3 separate regions of the Mus musculus genome follow, and regions 2 and 3 are each linked to region 1. Evidence: chromatin loops called from intact Hi-C (ENCODE). Cell type or tissue: left cerebral cortex. All regions are shown on one strand. Links, peaks and the distances in the headings refer to the core of each region. The heading gives the core; the rest is flanking DNA.

Region 1 (5,895 bases), core at 509-5,508:
AATATCTATCATCACCACTAATCTTAAAGCAAGTTTCATAAATCCTTTCCTCAAACTCCTGGACAATTTATTACATAGACTAGAATGCAAATATAAGCCAGATACTGGCATACTTGAGAACTCAGAAAGAATGACTAAATGACTGTCCATTCAGGACATGGTGACTCGTATCTGTAATGTCAGCACTTGGGAGGCAGAAACAGGAAGACTGCTGAAAATATAAAGTCAGCCTCATTTACACACAGGGTGTTTCAGTAGAGCTGGGATGACATCACAATGAGATCTTGTCTTAAAACTAAGGGAGGAGAAAAAAATTCTTCTTGCTATTTATTAGCCATTCCTCTTCCTTTTCCCTCCTGAAAAGCCTTCCGTGCTTCACTTCTATGCTAATAATTCTCTTTTTCACCCTGCTTGTTTAGATTATTGGGGGAGGGATATATGTGGAGAGACCAGAGAACAACCTGCAGGAACCAGTTCTCTCCTTCCAAAGATGGAACTCATAAAGGTGGCAGATGCCTTCGTCTGCTGAACTACCTTACTGGTACCCTGGGGTAAGTTTCTTACTTGTCTCTTCTATAACAATCTTCCAAAACCCAACAGCCAACCAGAACAAGTGACTCCCCTAAAACCACACTGATCTGATCCATGTTGCACATCTGCATGCAGTATCTCCTAATATTTGACATGGATAGAATCTAGTCTGTATGTTACATCACAGGCCCCTTGAGGCTAAGGCTCACACTCCGAAGTCCAAGCTTACATTAAAATGATTTACTCTACTTACAGCATGATCTGGATGGAGAGCTGTCCAAAACATCTTTTATGTACTCATGAACCACACTACTTACTACTTTAGTAGGCAGTAAAAAATGACTTTTTATACTACTTTATAAAAAGAGAAACAACGTCTGAGTAACATCAAATTTTTGTTGCTTAGTTAAATCTCTTACAGTATTAAAAAATAAACACATAACATGGGCTGGAGAGATCAAGTAGTAGTTAAGAATATGTATTGTTCTTGCAGAAAACTCTAGTTCCATTCCTAGCATCCACATCAGCTGGTCACAAGTACTCTTAACTCCAGCTCCAGGAGGTGTCTCTAACCTCAGCAGTCCTCAATCTGTAAGTGGCAACCCCTTTGGGTGTCAAAGGACCCTTTCACAGGGGTCACATACCAGATATCCTATATCAGCTGTTTACATTACAATTCATACAGTATCGAAATTACAGTTATGAAGTAGCAATGAAAATGTTATGGATAGGGGTCGCCACAACATGAAGAATTGCATTGAAAGGTCGTAGCATTAGGAAATTTGAGAAGCATAATAAAAATACTTAAATACACACCTAACAAATATAGGAATCTCCTCAAATAGAACAGGAATTTCAAATAGAAATTAGAAACCTTCCTAATATAACAAATTCATCTTCTTTTTGGTTTCCACAAAAATCTAATTAGGACCCCCAATTCAACTTTGCTTAACTAAACTAATTTTGCCCTGGGAGAGGGGCTGCAAACACAGCACCTGTGTCTCCATGTGAACTGTTCCCAACTTTTTCAAGTACAGAAGCCTGGCCAAGCACATAGCTCTGTGGATACAGTGCCTATCTGAGTTCAATCCCTGAAGCCACAAAGGAAGAATAAGCTCCCAAAAGTTGTCCCCTGACCTCTGAAGCAAGCAAGGTGACACCTGTGCACCTGCAATCACAGGCATCACACACACAATAAAAAAAAGTATGTAAAATTCTACCAAGATACTAAGACCTCTGCTTAACACAAACGGAAAAACCATTTCAGTATTAAACCAGTCTTAGAAAACCTGAACTTAGAATGTCTTTTGCAAGAGTCATGTGACACGCACATGACAAGTCAGCCGAGCTGATGGTTGGACCTTTCATGGGGGCACACTTAGCGGTAACTGACCAAAGCAACAAATAAAGCCCAGCTTTTACGGCAATAGTGATTTCTCTTATTAAAAACCAACAAAAATCCCTCTCCCTTAAAGATTTCTGACACTAAAGTATAATAAAAATGGCATCTCTTAAAGTTATTTTCATATATGGAAACCATAGGAGAATTTTGGGTTCAAAGAGAGAGCCTAACAATGTCTATCCAAGAAAGGAGAAGCGCAGTTCCCATGAAAGGTGCCAGGTGTGTCACATCTGCTACAGTGACTTCTTGAGTAAGCAAGAAAAAGGAATGCATTAACTTTTCATGACACGTCATGGAACCTCATTTCCTATCTACAGGCATTCAAGCAGGTAATCTAAAACCTACATACAACTCTATCATCAAAGGCCCCATTAGTTTCTTTTCAAAACTGTCTGCAAACTTGTACTTTAACTTGGTGGTACCAGGAAGACATTTCTAGTTTATTTTTAGTTCAGTTTTGTTCTTCTTTTTCTTCTTCTTAACCTACTGGAGACAAAAGGTGACTGGGAGACTCATGTCTCCCCTAAACCAAAAATTTCACAAATGTCCAGGATTTTGTAAGGGTCACGTCTCACAAGTCTCACAGAACTCTCCCAGGAGACAAGCCCAAAAGAAAACTAAACATTATAAATAGCTCCTCACCATCTCCTCATCCCCCTCAAGCCCACGCAGTCCCAAGAAGCATCCATATTACCTAAAACCCAACAGGGAGAGAGCTCTAACAAGCTCGGGATTTACAAGTAAAGCCGACGCTGACAGCTCCGCAGAGCCGGCGCAGGGTCTGACAGTGCCCTCTAGCAGAGCTCTCCCACCTACCTCCCCTTAAAACCAAGTCCTCCTCCAGCCGTCACTGCCTCCAGAGACGCGCCCCTCCTGGCTACTGTCCGAGGCCCTCTCCCCAACGCCCAGCCGCGGCACCTAGCTCCCCGCCGGCTGCGGTCGGGACCCGGCCCGCAGGCCCGACCCCTCCCCGCTGCGCTGCGGCCCTCGGCCTTCAGACAATGGGGCCCTCAGGCTGCTCCGTCTCCTTCGCCCGGCCGACCTTCCCGGCGCTGCGCAGCGAACCTCCCGGCGGCCCTCACCCCCGGCCGGCCGCTCTCACCCCGGCCCGCCCCGGCTCTCCTGCACTCACTATTCGGGATTCATGCTGGACATGTCACTGCAGCTGCCGCCGCCGCCGCCGCCACCACCGCCCTTGCTGACGCAGCCGCCGCCCCAACTCTCCGCGCCACAGGTAATGGAAAGGGAGGAATGAGCTAAGCTGTTCCGGTAGAGCAAACGTCGACCCCACTCCGACCCTTAGAACACAATCAGCAGCCGCCGCCACTCAGTGATCGCTTCCACCCAAAATGGCCGCCGGCGAACCAGGAACTGGGGAAGCCTAGGCCAAGGGGCCTGGCGCGGCCCAGAGGGCGGCAGCGTCGCGGGGCACGCTGGGAAAGAGAGTCATGAGCACACCGCGCGCTGGGCAGCCCGACCGGGCCGAGGGCTGTCTGCACTCAGCTTCCCACTAGGCCCCGCGCCCTGAACGCATGCGCACTTTCGAGCTTGTAGCCCGCCCCGTCCCGATTCCCTCACCCCCACACCCCGCCCTTCCTGCTCCCCTCCCCGCTGGCCTGCTGGCTAGGACTTCGCTCGGACTCCCCCTAGCGGATTGGCTAAGGCCGACCGGGCTGTGTTGATGTCATCAGTGAGACGTGGCAGCAGGGCGAGTCGGTGCCCCATCGGGAGGGGAGGAGGAAGGAACTCGGCGGAGGGCGGTGCCGCAGCAGAGGGGGAGGGGGCTCCCAGGAAGCCTGGGACAGTGAGGAGGGGTGGAGACAGCTTGACGAGCTCTGCTCAGGCAAGACCACAGGGGCCATCACCATCAGGGTCTGAGGCTGCTCTAAGGACAGCAGGAAACTCAAGCGGCCTCTGTAGACCTTGCGCTTTCTCACTCACCCGACTCCTTCTCTAATTTTTTTTTTTTTTTTTTTACCGTTTTACTCTAGCAACTTGATGTTGCAATAGCTGCAAATGGACCCTGTTCTAGTCTCTCTTCTGCTCACACAGCCAGATTTCCCTGTCTGAAACTGCTCCTCCATCTCGACCTCCAACCTTTAACATTGTGCTGTTGAGACACAGGCTAAAGTCAGCCTTAACCAGTCTTCTCCTCCTACTTGAGGCCTAGACTTAAAAGTTGAATTGTTTTCCGGGATAGGGTTGGGTTGGGTTGGGTTGTTAAGTTTTGTTTTTGTTTTTTTTGAGGGGGGGGGGTTGCAGTTGCTTTTGCTGCTCTTTGTTTTTTATTAGTACTAATTCTGTGTCCGTCTGCACAACTGGGCAGTAATAAGTATTTTTTTTTAAGCCATGAAACTCTTCAGTACGGACTCCAGAACTAATATTAATACATTTTTTTAGACCTAATGGTGTCAACTTTAATCAGCTCAGGAATTTAAATCTCCGCTAAACTTTAACGCATTATCTTGCGTTATTTATTACAAAGGGCATAGTATAATACACTGACCAAAGTTTATCTTCCAACTTGTTCTAAGCAAGAATATTATCTCCTGGGGCCAACTGTAGATTTACTTTTAATTTCTGAATTTCTGTGACATCAAAATATGCAAAAGAGGCTGTTCTCATGACTAACCATATACTCAGAACATATTTACACATCCCTCTGGCGTTCCTCCGTGTGTCCTGACAGCCTCATCAGACCACACATACATAGTTTTGGGAGTTTTCTTGTTATTGTCTGGGTTTTGGTTTTTGGTTTTCTGAGGCAGAGTTTCTCTGTGTAGCCCTAGCTGTCCTGGAACTCCCTCTGTAGACCAGGCTGGCCTCGAACTCAGTGTTTCCCTGGCCTCTGCCTCCTGGGTTCTTTTCCATACTAACTTCTGAAATGACCCTAGATGGAGGTTTACAGCCCTGGACCCTAAAGCCCACCATACTTCCTCTTATCATTTCACAGAATAAAAACTCTGAAGTGTCCTAAACTCAATTTTTCAAGCAAAAATTTTGTTGTTATTGTTGTTTTGTTTTGTCTTAGGATTTATCATGTAAGCCAGACATAGCATGCCTTTGACCCCAGCCCTCAGGAGGCAGAGATGGGTGCTTCTCTGTGAGTTTGAAACCAGCCTGGTCTACATAGCAAGTTCCAGAACAGAGCTACATAGTGAACCTCTGTCCCAACACCCACCCCAAATCTGTCATTTAATTTTATGTATGAGTGTCTCTTGCCTGTGTGTGTATGTGTGTGTGTGGTGTGCCATGCATGTGCCTCTTGGCCTCAAAGCCCAGAATAGGGCATTTGATACTCTGAAACGTGAGTTATAGTTGGTTATGCTGGGTTCTGGGAACTGAAAACAGGTCCTCAGCAAGAACAAAAAGTGTCCTTACCAGAGAAGCCATCTCTCCAGCCCTAGCTGGGGTTTTATTACTGATATTTTAATATAGACTTAAACATAAAGATTAAGGAAGAAAGCAGACACTCAGAAAGAAAAACACTATGGAGTGCACTACCCCCATACATACAGATACTACCACCAAAACTCCATTTTTTAAATCTCTGTCTCTTTGGAGATAAATTTGCTCCACTTTCATTGACTATTTCATTTCCCAACAAATTATCTTCTAGTAACCTTTAACCTAGCTGACAAACAGAACAATGTGAAGTATATGTAACAGTTCTTCCTTGACACCCCAAAGCCTGACTGTACCTGTGTATGTGGAGGACAGAAAAATTCATATCTTAGTTACTGTGCTACAGTAAGAAAATAAATGAGCGGCTGTCGTGACTGTGGAGTAATGAGTGCCCGCTTCCTACACCCCTACTGCATCAAGGGTGTTATTGAGATTAAGATTCCTTCTCGGGCTGGTGAGATGGCTCAGTGGTTAAGAGCGCCGACTGCTCTTCCAAAGGTCCTGAGTTCAAATCCCAGCAACCACATGGTGGCTCACAACCATCCATAACAAAAATC
Region 2 (5,895 bases), core at 366-5,365, 440 kb before region 1:
GCTTGCATGTATGTCTGTGCACCATATGCCTGCCAGGTGCCCAAGGACACCCAGAAGAGGACCCAGATCCCTTGGAACTAGCATTATGAATGGTTGTAAGCCATCATGTGGGTGCTAGGAACTGAACCCAGGTCCTCTGGGAGAGTAGCCAATGTTCTTAACCTCTGAGCCATCTCTCCATCCATACCCACCCCAATGTACTACTTTTGAAGAAAAAAGGAGCCAAGAGGGAAGAGAAGGCTCCCAAGAGAACACCCGAGATTTCTCATCTGCATCTGGTGCTGCCAGAGGCCTAGGCTCTTGACTTGTAACAGTTTCCCTTGAGTGAGTAGCAGGGGAAAGCATGTTCCTAACTCAATCAACTGTGTGGTAGAATTCAGTCTCAGAGACAGACCGGGAGGGGCAGTAAAAGCCCAATAAGGGAAAATTCCTTCTGGCAAGTGAATATAACCTCCAGCTGAATAGAGACCTATTATCCCAGTTGTGCCTAGCCAATCACCTAGTCCTCGGACCACCTCTAGGAAAGTCAGCTCACACCTTTAATCCTAGCACTGGGCAGGCAGATCTCTATGAGTTCAAGGCCAGCCTGGTCTACATAGGGAGTTCCTAGCTGGCCAGGGTTAACTACATGGTGAGAGCCTGTCTCAAACAGCCAAAAAGATAGGTAGAAGACTCTATTTCTCTTAATGAGATACTGTACTCTTCTTTGTCATTCCTGCCCTCAGCCTAGTCCGTCCTGGCCACCACGAGATCACTGGGTCTGCTGCCATTTCTGAGGCCTAAGTCACAAAGACACTCTTCCTCTTCTCTCCCTCTCCCTCCCTCTCTCTCAGATGCTGGTCAGAAGCTAAGGATGCTCTTGTCTGATACCTGGGCTTCCTCATTCTTCCTAAAGCCTTCCTCCCTGCCTCGTGGCTCCTTGCTCTCCCGAGGAGAGGCGTTGTCCCTTCTCTCCTTTCCCCTCCTGTGGGTAGCTGTCAATGACCCCACCCTGGGGGTTTTCTTTTAACTCTAGCTGAACTCATTCTCACATTCTTTTATTAGTGAGAGTGAGACCCCTCCCAGGGGCAACCCCAGTTGCACTTTGTCAACAGTGGCTAAAGTGGGGCTGGAGAGAAATTGTGCAGAAACAATTTCTGAAATGGAATTTTCTCTGTTCCTTATCCTGCTTTTGAAGTGAGCTTCTGTCCTCGACAGAACACTAGCCTGGCCTTCCCTGCAGTATGGCAGTGAGGAAAAACCCCATCTTGCGTTAATGGGAAACCATACTGGCTTAGATAGCTTTCCACACGTAACACACCACACCCAGAAGAACACAGCACACTAAGAAACCTGCTCATGGCTAAGCTTTTAAAGCCCAACTTCCCCTCAAGGCACAAGAAAGAGACCAGAAAGACTGAACTGCTAAGGAAGTGGTGGTCAGGGATGCTGGCACAATCCTAAGGGAAGCTACAAGAAACAGAGCAGCCTCCCTGTCCTGGGCTGTCGCCAGGCAGGAAGGTACATGATGGGGGCAGGGGTTGGGGGTGGGGGTGGGGGGTGGCATCAGGCAATCTTCAGACACCAGTGGCAGTCCCTGGCCCAGGGGAGCAACAGTCCGACAGGGCGAGAAGCTCTGCCACTTACAAACAGGGAAAGACAACAGCACCCCACCCCTTTCCACCCATGCTAGTGACAGACCGTGAGGCCGTCGGGATCTGGAAGGTCTTATTTTTAAACTAAAGCCTACCCAGGGTTTCAGAGGTCTCTGCAGTAACATCCATGCTAATTGGTAAGTAAGACAAAGCCTCCCTAACAAATCAGCACAGTAATTACAAAGCCACTCTCCAGATCAGGCAGTCCCCGCGCTCACTCTGCCTGCTGTAACCTGACACCCACCGTGGCTCCACTCAGTCAGGCCCTCGGGCCAACCCTGCCCACCCAGCCAGCTGCAAACTCTCTGCCCCTCCAGAGGGCCACCATACCATCGGCCAGGATACCAGGCTCTGTGCTTATGACACAACTTTACCATGTGGGGTTGTTTTCTAATGTCTACAATCAACAAATTTTATCATTCCTCTTAGGATTTTCACTATCAGCTAAATTGGATACAATTTCTAACGCTGGCTTATCAAACATAATCGTTTCACGTGAAAACAAATGGAATTTTAACAGGCGACAACCAATTACACTGAGTAAACAAGAGTCAACTTTTAGAAGTGAATGTTTCTTTAGAATGACGAAAAGAGAGATAAGGAAGAATAAAGTATGTCTTAATTGCAAAAATCTGAAAAGCAAAAATGGCTTTTAAAGCCTGTCAGCAGTGGGATGTGTTTCTAATAGCCACTTGCTGGCTTTCTGTCCCCTGGAAATTTTAGGTTGCAACCCCAATGAATTGAGGATACCAGCCATCTTCTAAGGCTGACGATGGAACTGCTAACAAGTCCTCTATTTCACCCCAGAATTCTGGCTTAAAGCAATGTCTAAACTTACAGTTTCACAGATACAACATGATTTGAGGCCTCAATTTGGCTAGAAAACACACCAGAATGGTCATGTAGATAAAACAAAATCAACAGAATGTTGGTTCCTTTAGAGCTGGGTAATGAGCACTGCACTTTGACTTCTGAGTCTGTCTGGAATTTTCCATAAAAGTTAAACAATACATCACTATATATTAAAAAAAAAAAAGACCAAAAACAAACAAAAAAATTCTGTACACGTAAAAACCAAATGAAATAGGCACAGCAAATTTCTTACATGAGAATTACACTAACTCTATAAGCATGTTTACACAGATGAATGAGTGTTTTATGTAAACAAGCATGCCCAATGCAAATTGGAATCCTATAAACATCGGCAGCACCACATCTACCACAAGGGGGCGCCACAGAGCAGCAAGGCATCTTCCAACTCCATGTCAGTTCCTACCTACAGAGTTCTCAAAGCATTTACATTTCCAAATTCCATCTTCTATTCAGGTGTTCACATGGCAATGCTGAATGCTAGAAGCCTTACCAAGCTCCAACTAAATTATATAATGTTATGGTACAACCTTTTATTGCTTGTATATAAGTAACACCATGGTTAGGATCTCTGGAGGATTACTGAAGAGAGACACAAAACCAAGCACAAATCCAAGTCATGAAATGTGGACTCAGAGGAGGCAACAGTTCAGATCCAGATCTCCAGTGGGATTCTGAGATTGACTTCTAACCACACAGCCAACCTTCCACATTTACAACCAAAAAGTTTACTAGTATAGTCACTTTCAATAATCCTATTGCATCTTAATAACAGTAAATTACTTCCACACTGAACAATACTTCAGGCAATTATTGGAGGAAATCCTTCATCAGGAACACGGAGGAGAAGCCATTTAATTGTAAAATGTAACACAGTTTTAACCTCAGGGATATACTGAAGCAAGTTACTTTGAGACAGTTGGGATTCTCTCTGGTCAGATTACTAGCTCAGGTTATATGATGCCTGGTCAGTAATAATGCTTCTAACACATGAACTAGTTGCCTTTTTTTCCGTTTGAAAGCCAGTAATTAGAAACATATATATTATAATTATCTGCATTATGATGCTGCTTTATAATCATTTGGTGTCCAGGGTACATCTTCAGCATCCTGAGTCTAAAGTCTCATTAGCATTAAGGAATCTTCAGCTTTGACTTTCCCCAGAGGATTTCCTGCCAGGGAACCTCATCCAGCTTTGCACCTCCCCATTCCCGGGCATAATGAAAATATTTTTTCTCCTGTATTTATAATTGCTTAGATGGGATTCTAGTTTCAATCCTCTTGTAGCATCTTTTCCCCAAAGATACCTTGTTTTTCCCTCACATAAGTGATCCTTAATAAACAATGTCAAGGGAAAATAAAAGACTTAAGTAGAAACCAAAGGATTTGTCAAAAAGCATGTGTGAGTTTTTCTTTCGCTTAAAAAGGTGACCAGGTAAATAACACAGCCATACCAACACAGTAACTTTAAGGCCAATTCAGTGAAAAATCAAACTCCACTTTAGTTCAAACATTTAGTTAAAGGTGGCTTTCCATGTTAGCTAACTAGTTTATCTATAAATTAAACTGAAGAATAGAACCTAAGGATACAACTTCAAGAGATATTTTATGGGAGTGTTTCTTAAGAGTTAAAACATTAAGCTAGGAGAATGGAAGAATAGATGGTGAATCTGAGGCCCATATAAGTAACCTACATATTCAGAATATTTATTGTAATTGCCTTTATAAATTAGGTAGACAGGGGCTAGAGAGATGGCTCTGTGGTTAAGAACACTGGTTGCTCTTCCAAAGGATCTGAGTTTGATTCTCAGCATCCATATAGTGGCTCACAACCATCTGTGACTCCAGTTCCTGGGGATCTAATGTCATCTTCTGGTCTCTTTGGGTACCAGGGGCACAAGTGGTATGAATGAACAGAGCCAAACACCCATATACATAAAATAACAAAATCACTCAAAAATGAAAGAACTAGGCTGGTAAGGTTTTATAAAGTCAATTTAAATTTTGTATCCTATACTTGAATAGTTCACTCATTTGAAAAAAAATAATGAAAATACTAACTAAGCTGGGTGGTGGTGGTGCACACCATTAATCCCAGCACTCTGGAGGCATAGGCAGGAGGATCTCTGTGAGTTTGAGGCCAGCCTGGTCTACAAAAGGAGACAGCCATGACTGCTCAACACAGAGAGACCCTGTCTTAAAAAATAAGGGGCAGGGAGGGAGTCTTGGGGAGGGTAGAAAATATCAACTAAAGGGTAGTGAATACTTTGTAAATATAGTAGCCATTTTTCTAGGCTATTTTGAGATTTTAAATTTCCCCCAAGGACCTTGAATATTCGTAACTTACTGAAATTTAGGCAAAGCCATTTAGCTAAATACAATAAAAATAATTAGAGTGCCATATTAAGTGTAGTAATTATTTATTTCTAAAGAAAATACTTACTAGTTCTACTTCCACTCTCAGGATCTTGTGGAAAGCTTTCAAGCCCATCCAGCTAGCCATCCCTAAGTCTCTTGTCCCACCCGCCTCTTGCTGCTTTAACAAGTAGCAGAGAGGAAACCTCATTTTGGATTTGTAAATCAACTATTGCCACATAGCTAACAATCACTCCCAGGTGAAATACACTTTATTTTATATTTCTGGTCACAGTAAAATAATTTTTTTAAATTAGTATTTCAAGCTTATGCAAGACCCAGGTTCCATCTCCGGCATCACAAAAATCACCTAATTGTTTGCCTGGGGCTTAGCAGTAGTGCCTTCCTAGCTTGCCCAGCACTGAGGAAGAGGGCCACACACAACTTCAAAAAAGCTTCTCTCACCAGAAGAGACAGTAAACAAATCTGCTGAAGCCATAGTACCCACATTTTGTTAGAGAGATTTCTAGGAAAGCAAAGACCCACAGACAAAGGCATGTTTAAGCATAAGGGGAATCTGAAGGGCTTGTGTCAAACAGCTACCACCTGAGCATGTCACTCGTGCGGCTACAACTGTATGCAAGACCTGCTCTGGTACAGAGACGACCTTGGGACTTTGGGATTCTCAGAGTCTATCTTGGGCAATGCTTCTCAACACAGGGTGGGGTGCTCCAGCAGTCTACTCCACGCTCAGGAGCAGCATGGGCTGAAGTGATAAGCAGTTAGGCAGAGGAGAGCAAAGGGCTAGAAGGTGGCTCTGCAGTGAGGGCCTTTCATGTGGCCACCAGGTTTACCAAGCCCACTGTAATCACAGGACTGAGTCCTAGAGTCAGGACCCCTTTCCCTTCACTATTTGAAGTAAAACTCCTTAGAAGGAAAAAAAAAAGTGTGGTTTAGTGGCTTCTTCTCAGTCGGTTAATGAAGGGTTTGAAAGGTAAAAAAGAAAAGCTTCGATCAATTAGGAGACCTGCAAAGC
Region 3 (5,895 bases), core at 366-5,365, 89 kb after region 1:
TACATATTGAGTTCCTAGTCAGCCAAGTGTTAGAACACTTGGAAGTTAACTTTTGACACTATACCTTCCAAGTTAAAGTTTCTGTTTACAGTAAGACAGTTAAGGATAAGTTGTTTCTCCTGTGTTAAAGTCTTTGCAAGTTAAGGTTTCTATTTGTAATTAAGAATAAGTTTCTCTGAAGAACCAGGCTTGATTTGGTACCACTGAGATGATGACCTGAGACCCCCACTGGAAATCTCCAATCTTTTGAAAAAACCCGGAAGTGAGGAGTGTGCACGAATGCTGAATGTTTGGGAATGGGAGGATGAGTGAGGCTTGAAAACACCACACTGAAAATCCTGCCACAGCCAACAGCAGCAGCCCTGTTAGACATGAGCTAAGTAAGCACTGAGTTTGTAGAAAACATAACATCAGCCATCTTGGAATAGAGAAACAATGGATTTACTTACTTATGAAAAACAAAAAAGCTGTCTCTTCCCAGGGAAGGCTAGAACTAGCTTTCCTGTCTTGGCCGGTGCCGAATGGGTGACTGATTTGGGAGAGGAGGACCTGGGTTCACCTGTGGGGCTGTGTTGTGAAAGGCAGCCTGGCCCCTGCTACTGAGGAGAAAGATGGAGCCCGGGTCTTGAGCCCACCTTCACTGTACCGTAGCACTTGGTACTGTCTATGTGCCCTTGAGAAGGCGCGTGGGGGATTTCACAGTCTGAGAATGAGTGTGTGTGAGTGAGGCGGTACCCACATTCTCAACTTCAAGTCATTGCAGTTTCTTTTTCCCAGAAAACAAAGGGGTTTGATGTTGCATTTCATAAACTAACTGAAGTTCTGGAGTTAGAGGATATAGAAATATAAAAGTACAGTTGTTACAAAGTAAATGCAGACTTCAAAGACAGAAAAAGCCACAACCCAAACCAAAATTTAAATGCTTGAAATTGGCATCATAAACAAGCTCTCTCCTGACTTGTATTGTGGCAGTCGGAATGCCCCCAGAAAACTGTGCCAAAGAGTTTAGAAAAAAAATGTACAATAAAAGCAAATACACTCGAAGCCGGGCGTGGTAGCGCACGCCTTTAATCCCAGCACTTGGGAGGCAGAGGCAGGCGGATTTCTGAGTTCGAGGCCAGCCTGGTCTACAAAGTGAGTTCCAGGACAGCCAGGGCTATACAGAGAAACCCTGTCTCGAAAAACAAAAAAAAACCAACCAAACAAACAAAAGCAAACAAACAAAAAAGAATAAGTTTCTGTTTCTTAGGTCTGATGTAAACTGCAAAACAAGTTTTCAGCCTAGCTAAACTTGGGATTCACATGACATATACTCTGACCCTTGACTCTTCCCTTTCACTGTATCTAACAATTCGCTCACATCTCGCCCATAAAACGGACCTCAAGCGACCGGCAGCGGTGAGACAGGTGGTTGGCCAGTCCTGGTGTACCCCAAAATTGCTCCAATTGGACAATCATGGATTTGGTCTTTTTAACTTAATATTCTTAGTTTTAACACAAGGATAGACAATGCGACCCTGTCTCAGAAAACAAAACTAAACTAAAATTAAAGGAAAGAGTTTTGTTCTTTGTTTTCGAGAAAGGGTTTCTTTGTTGTAGCCTTGGCTGTCTTAGAACTAGCTCTGTAAATAGACCAGGCTGGCCAGGAATTCACAGAAATCCAACTGCCTCTACTTGTGTGCTGGGATTGAAAGCAAGTTCACCACTATGCGCTAAGTGAAAGCATTATCTTTCTTTTTTGACAGGGTTTCACTTTATAGCTCTGGCTGACCTGAAACTTGCTATGTAGACCAGGCTGGCCTCCAACTTAGAAATCCGTCTGCTTCTGCCTCCCAAGTGCTGGGATTAAAGGCGAACGCCAACAGTGCCCGGGTGCATATTCAATTTCTTAAAGAGGTGCGTGTAACACTTGTCCCTGTTTCCAAGGGAGGTTACAGAGGACCTCAATTTTAAAGTCTGCATTTGGCAACATGGTGAGTTCCTGTTTGAGAAAATCAAAGAGGGAAGTGGTGAAGCAGAAAGAAACGAAAGCATCCCGCCAGGCTCCTAGGGCTGCATGCAACTGGAGGTGTGGAATAAACCGGAGGTTTGAAACTTGTAGGTGTATCCACCCAGGCCTAGGAGCAATGACACATCATGCCTCGGGACCTCCAGGTGGCTTTCGGTCTTCCTAGCCGGCTGCTCCACCCTTCTCCACTGCCGTCCCGCCACACACCCTCCGGCCTTCACCTGCCTGCCTCCTGTACAGCCGGCCCGGCCGCGCCCTAGGTCCCGAGACAACTTGGTCAGAGCCGCCGCCCCACCAGCCAAGCGCAGCCCCGGAAGCAGAACGAGGCGAGAGGGCGCGCCCGGGTCCGCGCCGGACAGCTCTCATTGGCCTTCTCGGCTGCCAGTCCCCGCTCTTCTTTTCTCTCTCTGCACCGCCCTCTTGGAACGGCTGCCGGGCGGGGACTTCCGGTTTGGGCGGAGCGGCGGGCCGAGGGCGGGGCCGTGTGGAGGAGGAAGCAGGCCAGGCCGGGCGGCGGCTCACCAGGACGAACCATGGACAGCCAGGGCAGGAAGGTGGTGGTGTGCGACAACGGCACTGGGGTAAGGCCCGGCGGGGCGGCCGCGTGTGTGTGCGGGGTGCGCGCGGGCCCCTCGGCTGCGCGGCTGGGCTTCGGGGGCGCGGGCAGGCGCGCGGGCGGGCGAGCTCTCGGGGGGCGCCGGCCGGCCCGGAGCCGGTGGCCCGGAGCTAGGCTACCCGCGCTGCACCCGAAGGCGGCGGAACCTGTCCCCGCGCGCTCGCAAGCATCCGCCGGCGTGCCGAGAGATGGGTCTAGACGGTGAGAGGCCCTGTCCCTCGGTGGCGAGGAGGTCTCCATTTCCGAGGCTCGCCTGTGTTCGTCCATACAAGACCTAGCGGCCTTCCTCTTCCTGTGTAGCGAAAGATGCCGAATGCGAGGCAGGAAACGGGTTCCGCAGAGAAAAGAGGAAGTGCTGTCAGGCCCCGGGCCGCGGCTGGAGTCTGCCCCGGGAGAGCGTGTGGGCTGTCCTTGTCGTCTGTGGTTTTGAGAGAGGGGGATGGTCAGCAGCTCCTGCTTCACCTCTTGCTTTGCATGCCGCCCTATTATAGACCTAGGACCTCTCAAGTAAATTCTAGTGGGAAGTTGGATCATTTCTGGTTCCTCCTCTGCTTCATTTTTTTTTTCTGTTAAGTACAGGATAGACACGTTAGTCTTGAAGATGCTAAAAATGTCAAAATAAGCCTAAAGTTCTGATTCAGAAAACTCGTTGCAACTGGTTTCTTTCTATCCCCAGTTAAAAGGGTGGAGCATCAAAGTTCCAGTTTTGAAGATGCAACTGTTTCTGACTCCTTTAGCGATTTGCAACATTTTGTGACTTTTCTCCTCTCTGCCACAGAGACGACACACAAATTAAAATAGATTTTACTTGAATTACACCTTTGAAGCCAGATTGTTGAAAGGGGAAGGAGCTGGTATTCACTGCCATTATAGTGCCCTTGGTTGAATTTGTTACAAACTTTGACAATTATTGTACTAGCTTCATTTAAGCTAAATCTGGGCTAGAATAGGATAGGTAACAATACAAAGGGACATCCATACCACTGCTGTGGTAACAGCCCTAAGATTCAGTAACTTAAAGGTTTTTAAGCAACCCCATTTATGTGCTCATTAGAGATATTTATATTTGCAGACTTCATGAAGGGATACATAAAATGCATCTCATTTTTTGAGATAAAGGATAAAGCAGTGAGGGAAATGGTACAATTTTATAAAGCTTCTAAATTATCAGGAAAAAGGTTTTTAAAGCAAAGCCTGTATTGTTACACTATATTTAAGCTAAATTATAAATGCTAAACTTTTCAGAAATTCTTATAAAAGTACTTATTAAAAAAAAAAAGTATCTTACTACCAAAGAGACGTCTCAGCAGTTAGGAGCACTGGTTGTTCTTGCTGAGAACCCAAGTTTGATGCCTAACATCTGTGTGGCAGCTCACAGCTATTCTGTAATTCTAGTTCAAGTGTATTCAGTGCTCTTTTCTGGCCTCTGTGGGTACTAGGCATACATGTGATACATATACAAACACTCAAGTAAACAGACATAACACTTAAAGTAACAGTGTCTTAAAAGTGTTTTAAAAAGGGCTGAAGTGATGGCATACATCTTTTATGCCAACACTTGGGAGGCAGAAACCGGCAAATCCCCATGGCTACATAGGGAGACTCCATCCATTTTTATTTTTTTTTTTTTAAATCTGTTTCTTAGGATAAAAAGATCAGCTACTATGGCATAAGTGAAAGGAGATGATTTTAAAAAAAGTTTTATGCCAGGTGTGGTGGCGCGCCCCTTTAATTCCAGCACTTGGGAGGCAGAGGCAGGCGGATTTCTGAGTTCGAGGCCAGCCTGATCTACAAAGTGAGTTCCAGGACAGCCAAGGATACACAGAGAAAAAAGTTTTATATCTATTTTTGTAATTATTTATAAACTTTATTCACTTTTTTTGTAGATATGTTTGACTGTGAATGAAATAGTCGGATCCTCATATACATCAGCTAGTTCTGATTTAAATCGTAACGCAGTTAGGAATATTGTGATGTCTTTTAAGAAAACTTGACGACTAATAGCTACTTAGATTTTGGGTTGTTTCTTAACTATTTATTCTTCTTTGTTCATCTTAGTTTTACTTAGGTACCTGAAGTTATAATGATGCCTTTACAATTAAATATTAGAGAAGACATTAAGACTTGATTTTTTAAAACAGTAATAGAAAAGGGGTTGGGGAGATGGCTCAGTGGATAAGCACCTGACTGAATCTCCAGGACCCACGTGGAGTGGAGCTGGCACTGTAACACCAGTGCTTCCACCACAAGGTGGGAGACAGAGAAAGGAGAACCCCAGGAAGTTTTTGGGCAAGCTAGAGCTGTATGCAGCAGTGGACAGCAAAGGACAGGTGAAAGATGAGGACCAGCACTTGAAGTTGTCCTCTGATTTCCAGATGTGCACCATAGCATACAGTCTCCCCCACTCTGACATATGAATATACTTACCATCTAGTCACACACTCATGGGGGCTGGAGTGGAGCTCAGTTAGTAGAGTGCTTGCCTGATGCTTGAGGAACTGGAGGGTCCATCCCCAGCACTGTACTATCAAATGTACGTACTTGTAATTTCATGGGAGGTAGATACAGAAGCATCTTAAATCCTTAATTAAATGGTGGTTTCATTTACCTTTTGTATACTTTAGATTTTAAAATGTGAGCTATTTAAGAAGGTAGATTGGTTTGTTTTTTATGATGCTAAGGATTATATCCAAGGATTTGGAAGATAAACGTTCTTTCTGAGGTGTACCCCCAGCCCTGAAAAGTTAAAATTAAAGAAAAAAGGTAAAGATTTGTTATATTTTTATATGTATAGGTGTTTTGCCTGCATATATGTATGTATACCACATGCGTGCCTGGTGGCCCAAGGGAGGTTAATCCTCTGGTACTGAACTTAGAGATGATTTTGAGGTACCACGTGGGTACTGGGACTGGATGCTGGATCCTTTGCAAAAGCAAATGCTCTTAACCACATCTCTTCAGCCCCAAGAAATTAAGGTTTTAAATGTTCTTTTGATGACCTAGATGCTTGATCCACTCTCTTTTCCTATTATCCATAACTAGACTCTTGTCTCAGTAGCCCAGAGAAGGAAACCTGCTTTTTAGAATAGGGCTTTGAAAGTGGGCATTTAGGTAAAAAGTCTGCATACCTCTTTTATTTATTTGTTTGTTTGTTTGTTTGTTTATTTATTTATTTATTGTTTTTTGAGACAGGGTTTCTCTGTATAGCCAGGGCTATCCTGGAACTCACTCTGTAGACCAGGCTGGCCTTGAACTCAGAAATCCTCCTGCC

What was found. Peaks named below come from ENCODE experiments on the same cell type or tissue, not always from the same donor. Only the 100,000 strongest peaks of a DNase experiment are listed, where the experiment ranks them.
Region 2: it touches region 1 in a loop (1.9-fold over the local background); 3 of 42 quality-filtered maps call a loop at or near these places.
Region 3: a loop joins it to region 1, with 4 times the contacts of the local background. A loop is called at or near these places in 7 of 42 quality-filtered maps.

The regions. Positions count from the first base shown.
Region 1 is chr11:20,198,823-20,204,717 of GRCm38, reverse strand. It overlaps Rab1a (RAB1A, member RAS oncogene family), which reads right to left and starts at 3,306. Exons shown (of 6, transcript NM_008996.4): 1 at 3,066-3,306. The coding sequence starts at 3,088. In left cerebral cortex, for the core only: CTCF peaks have their summits at 3,373 and 3,576; DNase peaks (open chromatin) are centred at 2,780 and 3,522; H3K4me3 peaks cover 2,490 bases; H3K27ac peaks cover 2,161 bases.
Region 2 is chr11:20,636,001-20,641,895 of GRCm38, reverse strand. The region is part of intron 1 of Sertad2 (SERTA domain containing 2); the gene reads right to left. Among named protein-coding and RNA genes, the nearest start is that of Sertad2, 7.0 kb to the right of the region's middle. In left cerebral cortex, for the core only: a CTCF peak has its summit at 2,859 (motif pointing right); a DNase peak (open chromatin) is centred at 2,865.
Region 3 is chr11:20,109,499-20,115,393 of GRCm38, reverse strand. Actr2 (ARP2 actin-related protein 2) reads left to right here and starts at 2,443. Exons shown (of 9, transcript NM_146243.2): 1 at 2,443-2,589. The coding sequence starts at 2,542. In left cerebral cortex, for the core only: no CTCF peak of the experiment used is centred there; DNase peaks (open chromatin) are centred at 2,412 and 2,963; H3K4me3 peaks cover 2,190 bases; H3K27ac peaks cover 1,712 bases.